Regions from separate parts of the Homo sapiens genome. Here region 2 is linked to region 1. Evidence: chromatin loops called from intact Hi-C (ENCODE). Cell type or tissue: endothelial cell of umbilical vein. All regions are shown on one strand.

Region 1 (8,000 bases):
AGTGTGCTGTGGGGTGGCAGGGTTCCAGGACAGGCCTCGGGAACATCGGCTGCCCCCACACACCCTGCCCCCAGAACCCCTGGAGCACCTCCTGCTCAGGATGGAAGTCTGGCTGTCATACCGCAGGGCTCAGGCCAGGCCCAGCCCCATGCTGCGGGGCCACAGCCTCATCGTCCCTGATTATGGCCATTTGGGGACATGGGGCTGCGGGGACATGGGGCTGCAGGGTGGATAAATGGCTTCGCCCAGGTGCTTCTATGCGCTGCTTCAGAGGCAGGGTGGCCCAAAGAGAATAGGCCCAGGCTCCTCACCCACCAGCTCCCTCCCCACCTTGCACCACCCGCCGGAATCAAAACATGTGGCGAGCCAGGGCCTTCCAGACGCTGCCAGCCTCGGGTGACATCAGCTTCTGCTGATAAGGTCAGGCGGGGTCTCGGGGCTGGGCTGCCCTCACGGGACTGGGATGGGCCTGGGAGAGATCTAGACCAGGGCACACCTGAGGGCCCTGAAATCTCAGCCCCACTGCGGGTCGCTTGGTGGGGGTTCTCCATGTTTCTCTGGGAAGAGGCCATGGCTTTCCCTAGACTCCCAAGAGCCTGTGGCCACCACGAGCTTAAGAACCACTGGAGATGAGGCCGTACTTTTGCCCCTGGGGCCTTGGACCCTGTCTCCCAGTCTCCACGCGCAAGCAGCTTCCAGCTGCTTTGGGGACATAGAATGGCTGTCACCACGTGGGTGAGCTGGGTCTCTGGACCATGGCAGCCGGACAGGTGGGGCAGTGGCTGTCAGGGGAGCTGAGCAGAGGCCTTGTTGTGTCCCCACAATGGCTGCCTGGGGGGCTCTGGCAGCCCTCCTGCTACTCTGACCTGTGTGCACACATGTGCGCCTGTGAGCACGCGTGCCTGAGCCTGTGCGTGTGCATGAGTGTGAGCACACGCGTGTGATGCATGTCCACAGACACATTTCTGTTTGTGTGACCGTGAGTACGCGTTTCCTTCTGTGCACGAGAGGAAACTCGAGATTCTCTGGATGTTGTGGGAATGTTCACATTCTCCTCAGAAAGCCACACGCTTGTTCCCAGAAGCAACCTTGATAAAGGTCAGCAAAGTGCTCAGGGGCCTGGCCGAGAGCTGAGGGTGGGGCTGGGCCGACAGAACCAGGCCTTGCACGGTCTGTGGTACCACAAAGGGCTGAGTGTGAAATCAGACTTTACCCATCAGATCCCAGACACTGAAGCAAGGGGGCTTTCGGAGTAGAGAAAAGGCGGGAAGGAGGAGAGCGACTGCGTTCATCTGAAGGATAAATGGGAGGAAAGGCCCAGAAACCTGGTGATGCAGGCGGACAGCAGAGTGGCAGGTGGCAGCTCTGTAGACATCAGCTCACCTGGCACACACCGCGTGCACCTCCAGGATGGGGAGAGATGGCCACGCGTGAGGTCCATAGAGGCTTCTGGAACTTGCAGCGCAGCTGGGGCCCCACACAGAGCTACCCAGGTGGGGGTGGGGCTGTGACAGCTGTCCGCCTTTCTGAGTGGGGCGAGGTGACAGGAGTAGTCAGAAACAGTGTTCCAGAGGTGGGAACAGCATGTGTGAGGGACCCAGCGGAGCCAGCGACAGCCCAGCCCCCTACTCGAGCGAGCCCCGCCGGGGTGGGTCCCAGAGGCCCAGGGCTCTGGGGGCTCAGTGAAGGTGGGTGGTGCTCCATGAAGTCACCAAGTGGCTAGGCCAGGCCCCGTGAGCTCCTGGCCCATGGGCAGAAGCCAGGCTCACCTGCGTGGTGGGAGTAGTTGCTGGATACAGCTGGGTTTGCATTTCACAGGCCCCTGTCGGCGTGGTAAGGGGCCTTCTGCAGGCCAGGGTCCCAGTGGAGGAGGAGAAGACCGGACCCGTGCCTGCCTGTGGGGTGGCAGCCGCAGCCAGTCCCTGAAGCCCCACTGCTCTGCTGTGGGCTATTCCTGCCCCACCCCATCTGCACACCTTCCTGGCCAGCTGGGAGCCGTTCCACGGGGACCCTGTGAGGCTGCCACCTCCAGCCTCAGAACGGTGACCCCCTTGTGGCCTGGAGAGAACACATGTTCACTGAAAACAACTAGCAGGCTGGGCGCGGTGGCTCACACCTGTAATCCCAGCACTTTGGGAGGTTGAGGCAGGCCGATCACTTGACGTCAGGAGTTCGAGACCAGCCTGGCCAACATGGTGAAACCCCGTCTCTACTAAAAATACAAAAATTAGCCAGGTGTGGTGGGCGACTGTAATCCCAGCTACACCTGTAATCCCAGCTACTCAGGAGGCTGAGGCAGAAGAATAGCTTGAACCTGGGAGGCAGAGGCTGCAGTGAGCCGAGATCGTGCCACTGCACTTCAGCCTGGGCGACAGAGCGAGACTCCATCCCCCCAGAAAAAAAATTACATAGTGATGGGGTCTCCCTGTTTTGCCCAGGCTAGTCTTTGACCCCTTGGCTGAAGCGATCCTCCCGCTTCAGCTTCCCAAATAGCCAGGATGTCAGGTGTGAGCCCCCATGCCCAGCCTATGCCATCAGGTCCTGCCTCTTCCACCCAGGGAATCCCACGGGGACAGGGGGAGGGCAGAGGGGAAACAGGCTCTGAGCAGAGGGAGCCAGGTCCACTCATCAAGGAGCGGCAGGCCCAACAGTTGCCAATCACCCTCCCCTGCCACACTGATGTCCCAGCCAACACGGCCACCGGCGACCCTGAGACACGAGAGCTGATCAGGAGCCACTGGCCTGCATCCCAGGTGTGAAGGATAGGAGCCAGCATGGCCCAGGCAGTGTTGGGGACACCCATGGCCCCCTGGGGACCCCACTATCACTCACCAAGGCCAGGCTGGTGGGTCAGAGATGGAGGTCACCTGGGAGACAGTCAGGGCCCAAGCCTGGCCACATGGGCAGAAAGCCCGAGAAGCGTCGGGTGTCAGGTGCCCCAGATTCTGCAGATTCTCCCTTTGGACGTTTCCACCCAAACATGCCGCGTGGAAGCTGCCTCCATCCAGGCAGCGGGCCTTGGCGGTGCTCCAGGAACCTGCTCTTCCATAGCAAACAGGCCTGAAAACCCAGGCCAGAACTCCTTTTTGAAAACAAGTGGGAAAAAATAAACAAACTGAAAAGAATTCTGCTGAGACAGCGAGCAAAGCACTGGGACGTGCCGGCCACCCCCGAAAGGCACGGGAAGGGAGCCGGGACCCCAGTGTGCAGGTCACCCCGGAAGGAACCAGAAGGGAGGCGGGACCTGGGACCGACAGGATTCTCCTTCAAGACCTCCTGCCTTGCAGGTGTGCTTGGCAGTTCTCTCCCTCCCCTCTCCCTCCCTCCCTGCTTCCCTCCTTTCCTCCTTCCTCATTAGCAAGTCAGCAACACTCTGGAGGCTGAGACCCACCTGGCCGCTGTATGCTCTGGGCCTGCTGGGGGCTGAGGCTGAGGTGCCCTATGTCCGCCATCCCTCTTGCCCCGAACGCCCCCTTGGCCTGCTGGTTGTCATGGTCATGACGCCCACCTGTGTCCAAGGGTGAAGCTGCTTTCTTCAATGCACCATCACGGACATGGGGAGGCCAGTGCTGTGGCAGCGTTTCCAAATTAGCTTGACCCACAGGCACAGGGCACCCCCGGGAACCCCTACCAAACGCCCCCACCTCATGAGGAGTGTGTCCCCCATGCACGGCCAGGGGTGCGCTTTGGGATCTCAGAGGTATCCCCACGGAGGCACCCCAGGCCCTTGCGGGGTCTGAGCGTGCTGTGGTGGACAGGTGCAGCGGGCGGGAGGCAACCGTGTGAGTCTCAGCTTCTCGGCCTCTGAGCCGGGCTCGCCGTGCACAGCTCACACGGTGATGGTCTCTGTGCCTTGGTGGGCGGGTCAATGGACCCAGCGAACATCCGGCTCAACGGTGACAGCAAAGCCTACCTCGGAAGAATCCGGTTTAGGAAGAATCTGCGACTCTTAGGCTGCAGAGTGAGGGTGGGTGGCTCAGGCACAGCAGGTGTCTCAGAACGAGGGTTAGGGCCACAGAAAGACTCCCTGGTAGAAGTCCACCTGGTCCACTCGGTGGGGCTTCCGAGTCTTGCCCGACAGTTGCTGTCCTCCAGGGCTGTCATAAACGCAGATGAAAGCAGGATGGCTGGACTTCTTGGGTCACATTTTCCACCAATATTTCTGTAAAATTTGGCCCGATTTTTCCCAGGGCCCTTCCACGCACTCAGAGGACTCGGGCGCCACCAAGTGGCCATCGTGGGGACGTCAACGGCCGGGGTCGCACATCCTCCGGTGAGGCGAATTTTGTATGAGTTAAATCCTTCGGGATTCAAGGTGACAAACTCCTCGGGGGCTGCCTGTGGGCTCGGCATCCATTCTGTCCACGCTCCAGCCCCGGGAGCTCCAGCTGCCTGCAATGTTGGACTTGCTTCTAATTTGTCACTGCATTCCCTGCTCTTCTATAGGGATCAGCACCAGGGTTAGAAAACCTCTGAAGGCCGAGGCAAGTGGATCACCTGAGCTCAGGAGTTCGAGACCAGCCTGGCCAACATGGTGAAACCCCATCTCTACTAAAAGTATGAAAACTAGCTGGGCGTGGTGGCACACACGTATAGTCCCAACTACTCGGGAGGCTGAGACAGGAGAGTTGCTTGAACCTGGGAGGCAGAGGTTGCACTGAGCTGAGATCCTGCCTCCAACCTGGGTGACGAGAGTGAAACTCGGTCTCAAAAAAAAAAAAAAATTAAAATAAAGAAAGAAAGAAAGAAAGAAAGAAAGAACCCCCCTGGACTTGTGCAGCGGAATTAAGTTGCGAAAACCCTGGAGGCAGATCTGCCATCCGTGGAGGGGGTAACTCGGAACCCATCAGCAGGGTGCATGCTGACCTGTGAGATTTGGGATGCCACATGGCCCCCGAGCCTGGGAAAGAGGCAGCCCCAGGGGGAGGGTGTCCAGAGGCTGCGGAATCTATGGCTAATCATCTATGCAGTTGTTTAGGGATAGGGGTCGATGGGGGAGAAAACCATGCTGAGGCCTAGCGGAGCCGGGGTCACGTCAGGCTGGAGTGGGGCGGCTGTCCCAGGTCACGGGGGTCCCTGTCAGGGGAGGGGGAGCACAGTGGTTAGGGGAGCAGCTGTGACAGTTACGTGAGATGGGACAATCAGCATTTCCAGGGTGCTGCGGCGGCTGCCAGAGCAGGACTGGGTGATGATTTGGGGAAACAAGGCTCTTCCCTTATGAGGGACCCATGGAGTCAGCGGCAGGGTGGGGACACTGTTGGGAGTGGCCATGTCCACTGCTGTCCTGAACACATCCTGAAAGACCAGCGCGACCTGGGGAAGGCACCCACGCCTGCGCCCCACGCTGCCCCACGAGGGTAATGACACAACACAGGACTCAAAGGCCACCCCATAGATTACAAAGCAGCGTCCTTCCTGTTCGCCCTCTGGTGGGCGGGTGTTGCATTGCAGTTTTAATTTACGTTTTTCCTGATGAATAACCATGTTAATTAAACATTTTAATGTTTTTTTTTTTTGTTTGTTTGAGACAGAGTCTCGCTCTTGTCACCCAGGCTGGAGTGCAATGGCACGATCTCGGCTCACCGCAACCTTCACCTCCTGAGTTCAAGCGATTCTCCTGCCTCAGCCTCCCGAGTAGCTGGAATTACAGGTGCCCGCCACCACGCCCAGGTTTTTTTGTTTGTTTGTTTGTTTTTTTGTATTTTTTTTAGTAGAGACAGGGTTTCGCCGTGTTGGCCAGGCTGGTCTCGAACTCCTGAGCTCAGTTGATCCACTCACCTTGGCCTCCCAAAGTGTTGGGATTACAGGCATGAGCCACCGTGCTGGGCCAGCATTTTCATATTCTTTTGTGTGCGTGTATGTGTGTGTAGGCATGGGGTCTTGCTATGTTGCCCAGGCTGGTCTCAAATTCCTGGGCTCAAGCAATCCTCCAGCTTCGGCCTCCCAAAGCACTGGGATTACAAGCGTGAGCCACCTGCCCAGCCCATTTTTTCTTTTTGCCGTTTAGGCTAAGGTTCTGTTCGAGATGCTTGTCAGTTTTCAGTGGCGTTGCCTTTCCTTTCCATTCTGGATGGAAATCCTCTCTTGGACAAATCCTCTCGGTGAACAACTGCTCTGTGGGTTGCCTTTTCGCCCTGTTAATTGGGTCTTAATCACTACATAATCCAATTTACCTAAACTTTTCTTTCATGGTGGGCTGTTTTGGAGCCTGGTTTAAGAAATCTTTGCAGACCCCCAGGCCACAAAGATGTTCTGTGTTTTCCTCTGAAGCCTTACTGCCTGGTGCGTCTGGAATTGATTTTTGCATATGGTGTGTGTGGGGGTTTCAAAACGCATCTTCCAAGGCCGGGTGCGGTGGCTCACACCTGTAATCCCAGCACTTTGGGAGGCCAAGGCAGGCGGATCATTTGAGGTCAGGAGTTCGAGACCAGCCTGGTAGACACGGTGAAACCCTGTCTCCACTAAAAATACAAAAAAATTAGCTGGGTGTGGTGGCGCATGCCTGTAATCCCAGCTACTCAGGAGGCCCAGGCAGGAGAGTTGCTTGAACTCGGGAGATGGAGGTTGCAGTGAGCTGAGAGTGTACCACTGCACACTCCAGTCTGAGCAACAGAACAAGATTCTGTCTCAAAAAAACAAAAACAACAAAAAACTGCATCTTCTTCACGCTTCCCTAAGTGATGCCACACCATTAACAGAGAATTTCTTAGCCCCCCACCCCACCCCCCAGCTCTGCCTTCGTCATTGATCTGGAGCTGTGTGGAGTCTGTTTGTGAGCCTCTTTTCTGTTCCATTGATCAAGTTGCCAATCCTTGTGTGACATCACACTGTCTGCATTACTGTAGCTTTATAATATGCCTTCATTTTTATTTCTTTATCTTTTAAATTTTCTTTTGAGAGGGAGTCTCGCTCTGTCACCCAGACTGGAGTGCAGTGGTACGATCTCAACTCACTGCAGCCTCCGCCTCCTGGGTTCAAGCAATTCTCCTGCCTCAGCCTCCCAAGTAGCTGGGACTACAGGCATATACCACCACTCCCAGCTAATTTTTGTATTATTGTGGAGACAGGGCTTCACCATGTTGGCCAGGCTGGTCTCGAACTCCCGACCTCAGTCGATCTGCCTGCCTCAGCCTCCCAAAGTGCTGGGATTACAGATGTGAGCCACCGCACCTGGCTCATTTTTATTTATTTTGAATGTTGTCCTTACTATTCTTGCTCCTTTGCAATCACAATTGAATTTTTTAAATGAGCTTCTCCATTTCTACACACAAAAAAACCACTGCGTTCAATGCAATCAGGATTGCATTGAATTTACAGATTAATTTGGAGAGAATTGATGTATTGGCAACATTGAACCTTCCAATCCATGGATATGGTATATTTCTCCATTCAGAGCTTCTTTAATTTCTCCTAATAGTGTTGCCTATTTTTTCAGTTTAGAAGTCTTGCATCTCTTTCTTTGCCCTTTAAAAAGTCAGATTTAGTGAGGATGCTAGTAAAATTCTCCCTTTTTAGTGTACAGCTCTACGAGTTTTGACAAATGCACACATAGTCATGGAACCACACTATAATCATGATACAGAACAGCTCCATCCCCCTCCAAATTTCTCTCATGCCCCTTTGCGGTCAACCCTGCTAAACCACGCCCTGAACACTGCTAATGTGACCTTTTGTGTATGAATTTCATTCACTCTGCATGATGCTTTTGAGAATATCCTTCCTGTTGCCTGCAGCAGTTTTTTCCTGGTGACTCTTTCCATTCACTAGTTCATGGACATTTGGATTGCTTCCAGTTGGGGGCAATTATCAATTAAGCTGCCTGCTACAAGTGTTCATGTACAAGTCTTTGAGTGAACATACGTCTTCATTTGATTTGGCAAAATACGTAGGAGTGGGACTGCTGAGTAGGGTGGCAAGTATGTGAATTGGAAATGAAAAACACTGCTGATCTCTTTCCAAAGCAGTAGTATGATGTAGTTTAGATGTTTGTCCTCTCCAAA
Region 2 (8,000 bases), 680 kb before region 1:
TCCAGCCTGGCTCTCGCCCAGGAAGGGCTGTGGAAGGCCCCAGCTTCAGGCCAGTGGCAAACACTCTCTGGCCTGGCCTCACGCTAGGCACCTGTGAGGAGCTCACGGCCAGGCCTCCTGCATGCCCTGGGTTCCAGCGGGCAGGGGGAGCTGGCTCAGAGGCCAGGGAGGGGCTCCCACCCACCAGAGCGTCCCACCCTGGACTCCCTCAGGGCTGCCCCTGGCGTATCTTTGGCAGCTGGTATTGGGGGCTTCAGGCTGGCCCCTGGGAGCTCAGCTCCCACCCCTCTCTGCAGGACCCGACCCCTCCCTCTGGCTCCTTTTGGCTCCATTTTGTCTTGAAGGCACTCGTTTTGGGATTCTTTCCCGGGAGTCTGGGTCACAGGGCAGCCCAGGGGCTGCATCTGTCAATGTCCAGTAAGACAAGGACGCAGGTCCTGAGTATGCCGCTGGGTGAGCATCCCATGCTGGCCCCGCCATGCCACCCCCTTCCCAAGGGCAGCCCCTCCCCCACTGGCCACCGTCGGGCTCCGTTTGCTTGACAGCCTCCCGAGTAGCTGGGACTCGTCGTCTCGGGCAGCTGCAGGGCCTCATCTCACTTCATCATGTCCTTGTCCTTTTTTTTCCCCACCTAAAAAATTATAGCTGGGCATGGTGGCTCCCACCTGTAATCCCAGCACTTTGGGAGGCTGAGGTGGGAGGATTGCTTGAGGCCAGGAGTTTGAGACCGGCCTGGACAACATAGTGAGACCCTATCTCTATTTTCTCCAGAACTCTTCATCTTCCCAAACTGACACTCTGTCCCCATGAAACACTAACTCTCCATCTCCTCCCCAGCCCTTGGCAGCCACCATTCTACTTCCTGTCTCTATGGATTTGCCTGTCCCAGGACCCTCACGTGAGCAGGAACACGCCATGCTTGTCCTTTTTGTTACTGAAACACCAGGGGTTTGGTCTCAGTCTTGCTGCTTGCCACACAGAAGGCCAATCGCGGAGACAATGAGTATTGCCAGGGAAGAGGCTTTAATTGGGTGCCGCAGCCGAGGAGGTGGGGGCTCAGTCTCAAATCCAACTCCCTGACTGACTAAAGTTGGGGTCTTGCGTATCAGGGAAGGAATGCAGCTCCGTGCAGGAAACGGGAACTAGGGAAGGGTAAGGAAGCAAGCGTGATGAACGAGGACTCTGGCGTCTCATTGTCCAGTTGCGGTGATCTGGTGCGTTTCAGCTCCTTGATTCTATGTGGGAGGCCTGATGGTAGGTTTCCTGAGAAAGGAACTCAGGTAAGACAAATGAAACTTTCTCACATGTTAAGACCGGCCAGGCTCATTTCTATGTTTATTCAAAAGAAACCATGAACGTGAGTTCCAGGGGACCATCGGGCCAGTTTCATTTTGTGGCTGGCTGACTTATTCTACCAAGGGTGATGTTGTAGCCTGCGTCGGAATGTCCTTCCATTTCAGGGCTGAATACTATTCCGCCGTGTCGGTGGACCTCATTTTGCTTCTCCGTTCGTCCCTCGATGGACACTGGGTGGTTTCCACCTTTTGGCTGTTGTGAATAAGGCTGCTGTGAACATGGGTGATGTCTTTGAGACTCTGACTTCAGCTCTTCTGGGTGCGTGGCCAGAGGCAGACTTGCCAGACCCGTGGTTGTTCTATGTTTGACCAAACTGCCTCTGGCCACAGCAGGACGGTTTTACACCCCACCGGCAGTGCCCGGGATCCAGTTCCTCTGCCCCCTCGCTCACGCCTGGCCCTGTTCTTTGCGGCAGCTGTGTGGTCTGTTGTGTGGATACCGTCACCGCTTCCCTGGTCCCTGCGGACAGACACTGGGTCCGTCACAGACGCTGCTGTGACGCTCACACCTGCAAAACACGCGTGCTTTCCGTGCCCTGCTGGGGCGACCGAGCCTGAGCTGATCTGTCCACGTCTCTCTTCCTGCAGCTTCTGCCTGTGTTTGAACAGAGCCTGGAACCATGCTGAGACCCTAGATCCCCCAGGGATGGGGGGCCCCCAAGATGGCCGGGATGCCCCCGTGCTGCTGTCAGCTTCACCCTCTCTGGGATCCCTGGAGCTCCAGGACCTGACCACCCGCTACCTACCCCGGGGGATGTGCATCTACCTGGACCCAAAGGAGGCTGAGCACCTGGGCACTTCCAGCTCCCTGCACCTCCGGCATAAGCAGGCGCAGCTGCAGGCGCTAGAGACCACAGCCAAAGTCCTCAAGCAGCGGGTCGATAGCCTCACCGCCAAGCTGCAGGGTGCCGAAGCGCTGGACACCGTCAGGGACCCAGCTGTGGGCCTGCTGCGCTCGTGCCCCCACAGCCTACCTGCCGCCCCCACGCTCGCCACCCCCACGCTTGCCACCCCAGCCTGCCCTGGAGCCTTGGGGCCCAACTGGGGCAGAGGGGCACCTGGGGAGTGGGTGAGCATGCAGCCCCAGCCCCTTCTGCCCCCGACCTACTTCCTGGACGGCGAGACACTGTCGTGGGGCCCCAGCTGGGAGCAACAGCAGAGTGTGAGCCCGAGGGCCCACTGCGAGAGCAAGCCCCGAGGTAGGCCGGCACCCGGGACACGGTGACCGCTGGGTGGCCAGGGGGTCCTGTGGGCTGGGAGGAATGGGGACCCCATTTTCTCTCTGAGCCTTGGTTTCCTTTCTGGAAAGGGGGCTAGGAGGACAACAGTCCAGGGGGTCTGAGCAGCATAGTGTACGTGGGCTTTCCCACGTGGCATGTGGTGTGTGTGGGCTCATCCTTGTGGGATGTGTGAGCTCTCCTGTGTGGCACATGGCACCCGCAGCAGCTATTGCTCCTGTCTTGTTCTCTGGCCAGAAGGGTGAGGCCGCTCCAGTGGCTCCTTCCCTGCTGCCTCCCTGCCCTTCCTCCAGCAGAGAGGCCTGAGGGCCAGGGAGGCTGCCACACCCCCACCCCTGTCAGGTGTGTCTCAGGCTCCTCTCCTGCTGTGATGGCTTGGGTCCCCCGTCCCGTGCTCCCGGCTGACCAGGGAGTGAAGCCAGGTGCCCTCTTCTCCAAGGTTTTCCAGAGGAGGGACACGTGGACGTGAAACCAGACAAAAGGCTGCAGAGAGGCGTGGCCCCCTTCCAGGCCCTCAGCCCCTCTGCGGGGAGGTAAGACCACCTGCCCACCTGCCCACCTGCCCACCTGCCCACCTGCCCGCCTGCCCACCTGCCCACCTGCCCACCTGCCCACCTGCCCGCCCACGCTCACGGGCTGCCTCTCACTTCACCCCCATGTGTCCCCGTCATGCTGGTCCAGAGGCTGCGGCCAGGGACCCGGAGCAGGTGGTGCTGGCTCGGACGCTGGCCGGGGCAGGGAAGCCCCGCGTCAGACACTCCCCCCACGAATGCCCCCTGAACTGGCTGCGGGCCTCGGGGACGCCACTGGTGCAGCTCCCTCTTGCCTGCTGCTCCAGACTGAGTGCAGGGACAGTGACTCGGGTGGTCCTTGCCATCCGGGCCCGGCGACCCCACCTGAGCTCTCAGGGCTGCCTGTCCATGGAGCCTCACACACCTGGCTCCCATCCCCAGCACGGGCTGCAGCCTCCTCTGGGGCCATGTCACACAGGTACATCTGAAGCCCCTTCCCGGGGACACTGTGCCTGTCCCGCGCCCCCAGGCCCCTCTCAGCCCAACTCCCTCCCCCTGGGGGAGCATCTGCCCTACCCCAGCGCCTGCAGCCCCAGTGAGCCCCAGGCTGAAGCGGAGCCCAGCAGGCTTGGTCCATGGGGGCTTTGCAGGTGGAAACTGAGTTAGATGCTCGTGACAGAGGTTGCAGTGCACGAGGCGGCCGCTCCCTCCCGAGCACCTAAGCCTCAGCAGCAGCTGTGGCCTTGAGTCCCTCCTGGGGATTTGTGAACACGTTTGGATCTCCTCTCCTGAAAAAACCCCCTCCACACCTGCCCCCCACCAAAAATCTTCCTCCGAGCCCACCACCTGCCCAGCCGGCCTCTCGCTCTTGCTGGTGTGGGCCGGGATCCCTGTCCAGGGCCTCCTGGCCAGCAGTGCCCTCCTGGTCCCCGCGGCTCCCTGCACACCGCATACTGCCAGGCGTTCTTGGGCCACTCCCGGCCACTCTCACCCCTCTGTCCTTGACGGAAGCACCCTGGATGAGGGACCCCGGCCTGACCTGAGCAGCTGCTTCCCAGGCAGCCCCGGAACCCGGGCTCGAAAACTCAGCACCACGGGCGGGGCAAGCAGGAGGCCAGGCCGGCGGCGGTCTCTCGGGAAAGCTCTGTGCACCCTCAATGCGTGGCCAGGTCCACCAGGGACACCTAGACGTGGGCTCCCCAGACATCAGGGCCTGGGTCATGCCACCCACCTCCACCAAGCTGTCTTCTGCTGGGTGGCCGAGGGCATGAGGGCAGACACCACGTGTAGCCCTAGGGTGGCAGTGGGCACTGCAGCAGAGGGGCTGTTGCCCAGAGTCCACATGTGGGGGAAGGAGGCGCCCTCTCCCGAAGCCCAGCCTTCCCTCCTTTCCCTGCCCCTCCCCTCCCCTCTCCTCCTGCTGGGACATTTCCTGGCCCGAGGTCTCCCCTGCCCATCCTTCCTAGGAAACCCCACCAGCTTCCTCTCCTGAAGCCCCCTTTGCCCTCAGGGGATGGCGGGCTTGGTGCCTGCGCCAGGGCCTTTGGGTTGTGCCCCATCTCACTCCCAACCCCACCTGCTGCCCAGGCCCAGTCCGGCCCATGGAACTGAGCCATTGTGACCAGAAGAGGGCAGCATCGGGCCAGACCTCGCCTCTGTCGCCTGCAATGCCCAGGACGACTTCTGCCCAGCCCTTGAGAAGGGGTGGGAGGCAGAGGCGGAGGCAGTGAGAATTTTTGAAAAGGTTAATTTCAGTGCCCCGGGCTCCCGGGGGACCAGCTAGATCTGTCCCCAGGGCCAGACCCAGGCTGAGGTCTCAGCGTTCCTGGCACAGCCTGGGTGCAGCCAGAGGGGCAGAGGTGCGGCCAGGGCTCCCTGTGGCAATGGCACCCAGACATTCCCATCAGGGCTGGGCACTGGACTGTGCCCTCCACCCCCACAGCCCTGCCGAGGCGGCAGAGAGACAGCAGGAGGCGGAATCATATTCATGAACCGTGGCCCGGAGGGACCCGGGCTGGTGGAGAGCAGGGATTAGGGAGAGGCTCAGAGGCTCGCTGGGCCCTGCCAAGGCTTCCGCCGCTGCTCGGGCAGCCAGGAAAGGGGCCTGGCCTGTCCGTTGCCACTCACCACTTGAGGGGCTGGAGCTTCAGGGCTGGCGCACACAGCCTCTGCTGGTTCCACCTGCTGCCATCTGGTGCGTTTCCCACGCTGAGCCTCTCGGGTGCCCCAGATCCCGGCCGCCTCTCAGACTGGTTTCTTTTTTGTTTTGTTTTGTTTTTATTTTTGAGATGGAGTCTTGCTCTGTCGCCGAGGCTGGAGTGCAATGGCTTGATCTCAGCTTGCTGCAACCTCCGCCTCCCAAGTTCAAGCGATTCTCCCGCCTCAGCCTCCCCAGCAGCTGGGATTACAGGCACCCGCCACCACGCCCAGCTAATTTTTGTATTTTTAGTAGAGACGGGGTTTCACCATATTGGCCAGGCTGGTCTCGAACTCCTGACCTTGTGATCTGCCCACCTCAGCCTCCCAAAGTGCTGGGATTACAGGCGTGAGCCACTGTGCCCGGCCTCAGACTGATTTCTGAGTTGGGGTGAGTCTGTCCCCTCTGTCCCATGGGAGCCCAGCACTCAGTGGTGGAGGCACTGGGGCTTCTAGCCACCCAGCCCGGGTTCCAGAACACTTCTCCAGGCCTGTGCTCCCAGGTGCCATGCAGCCCCTCACGGCCTGGGCACACGTCCAGCTCCCCTGCAGCACCAGGAATGCGGGCGGGGGTTGGGAGGTGGGTCACCACCATGACCAGACCCTGCACAGCTCCTGCCCACAGCAGGTGTGAGACAAACACCTGTGGGCCCTGCGGGCTGCTGAGGGAGGGCGTGTCTACCCCCTGCCTAACAACCCCTGGGCCACAGGTGTGGGCAGCATCTTCAGCCACTCCAGTGGGTTCTGGGTCACTGTGTACCAGGAAGCACAGATGGGGGCCCTGATAAGAAATGCGAAGTGAGGTGAGCCGTGCTCACAGATGCAGGCTCAGCACATGCCCCGCCCACATGCCCCGGATGCAGGCTCAGCACATGCTCCGCCCACAAACCCGTCTCTCTGTGCACCCCAAAGACCCCTCATCCCAGTAGCACTGCCTCCCCGTGCCTGGTAGCTCTCCCTCACCACTTGGCCACCTCTGGGAGAAAGGTCAGTGGCCACACCTGGCTCCTGGCTCTGTCAGCCTTGCGTGCTGGCCAGCTTGAGTGGGGGCAGGTGTGTGGGTCCAGTTGTACCTGCCTCCATGGTCACAGCCCGGGTGCTCCCCAGATAGGTTGCCCTGCAGTCTCCAGTGCCAGCCTTGAGCAGTGGGGTGAGGGTCACAGCTGATGCGTGACCCCGTTCCGCTCTGGGCCTGGTGGGCAGTGCCCTTAGTAGATGGTAGAGATGGTCCCGATGACCACGCTGGCTGGGAAGACTCTGATCTTGGCCCTGGGGACCAACGGTGGCCACGGAAGCTGACCGTGCACACCCCTGTTCCCCCTGGGGTCCGAGTGCAGAGCTCCGAGCAGCCAGGCTTGGCGCCAACGCTTCCCAGATGTGGGCTGGTGGCTTCACCTCAGCCCACGCCACCACGCTGGGACGCATGCTCAGGCCCCACCCACTCACCCCTGCCTCCCGCTCACCCCTGCCTCCTGGCTCCCAGGCCTCAGGCCCTTCCCCCGCCAGGCTTTTGGCCCTTGGGTCCCACCCTGGGCACACTGTTGGGGGTCTGAGAGCTGCTCCAGGCCACGGGAGCCCAGGTTCCTGCTCAATGAGGGGCTGTCCCCCGGATCTCCCTGCCTCCTGTCTCCTCCACGGGCCTGGCCCTGCCACACGTGTGCCTGTGTCTTCCAGCTCATATGCGGGCCCAGCCACGCTGCACCCTATCTGGGGCTCCCTGGGACTGGAGGAGACGCCGTCGGTCGGAGGGGCAGATTCTGTGGCGCCCTGCACCCCCCGGAGCTGCGGTAAGGGCGACCCTGCGGACAGGCCCTGGGCTGGCTGGTCGGGTGGCCGGGGCATCCACCGAGAACACCTTCCACTGCCTAGCACTCGAGCTTGGCCCTACGGGGTAGAGAAATCCTTTTCCACGTGGAGAGCATCCACGCCTCGTTATTAAAGGTTTTAGAGGCTTTCGGGACCCTCTGCGTGCTCTGTGCTCACCACACCTGCAGTGATGGGCCCTCGGTGGATGAGACCCACGTGCTTATTTCATGACAGCCATGCCCCGTGCCGCTGTGCCCAGCCCACCTCCTAGGGCGCTTCCTTACAGTCCCATCAGCTCGGATTCGACTTTTTCTTCTGCTACTGAGTGTTTTCATCCGGGGTTTCCAACGAGCAGTGCCCACTGCCTGGTGCCCAAGGGACCCAGCAGCTGCTGAAGCCCTGGGCTTGAGGGCCTCGTGCTGGCGTGGGCTGCGCTGTAGGACCCTCCTGGCTGGGGGGCTTGGCAGGGCAGCTGGAGGGGCTGGTGCAGCCATGGGAACTGAGTGTGGACTCAGAAGTGGGGGACCCCCGTTTGCCGCTTCATCATTGTCTGTTGATTTTCTTCAAAAGAACAGGTTTTGAGCATTGGAGTAAAACACATTCATGTCTGGCTGGGGGAGAGATGGTGGGAGGGTGCATTCTGAGTGAATGGGGGCCCCCATCCAACCCCTAACCCTGGACCACCACCCCAGAGCAGCCCCAGATACAACCTGCACCCTCCTTGGCTGGCAGCGGGGAGGCCTGAGGAAGGCCTGGGGGAGTGGGCGGAGCCCCAGGTGTTCCTGCTGCAGGGCCAGTGCCAGGGGGAGGAGAAGGGTTCCAGTCCTGGTCTGGGTTCAAAGCCTTGGGCTGGAGCCCTCCTGGAGTCTGCTTCCCGGCTGTGGGGCTTGGGA

What was found. A loop is a pair of places that touch in the nucleus more often than their neighbours do. Peaks named below come from ENCODE experiments on the same cell type or tissue, not always from the same donor. Only the 100,000 strongest peaks of a DNase experiment are listed, where the experiment ranks them.
Region 2: it touches region 1 in a loop (5-fold over the local background); 26 of 110 quality-filtered maps call a loop at or near these places.

Annotation. Positions count from the first base shown.
Region 1 is chr9:135,600,297-135,608,296 of GRCh38, reverse strand. No RefSeq gene overlaps it. Among named protein-coding and RNA genes, the nearest start is that of LINC01502, 29 kb to the right of the region's middle. In endothelial cell of umbilical vein, CTCF peaks have their summits at 4,246 (motif pointing left) and 5,410 (motif pointing left); DNase peaks (open chromatin) are centred at 4,206 and 5,406; H3K27me3 peaks cover 650 bases.
Region 2 is chr9:136,280,639-136,288,638 of GRCh38, reverse strand. CCDC187 (coiled-coil domain containing 187) reads left to right here. Exons shown (of 26, transcript NM_001378188.1): 8 at 1,944-2,554; 9 at 3,033-3,126; 10 at 6,976-7,088. LOC124902308 (a long non-coding RNA gene) reads right to left here and starts at 5,396. Exons shown (of 2, transcript XR_007061862.1): 1 at 5,233-5,396; 2 at 1,319-1,815. RefSeq lists a silencer at 4,799-4,858. In endothelial cell of umbilical vein, a CTCF peak has its summit at 4,725 (motif pointing right); a DNase peak (open chromatin) is centred at 4,758.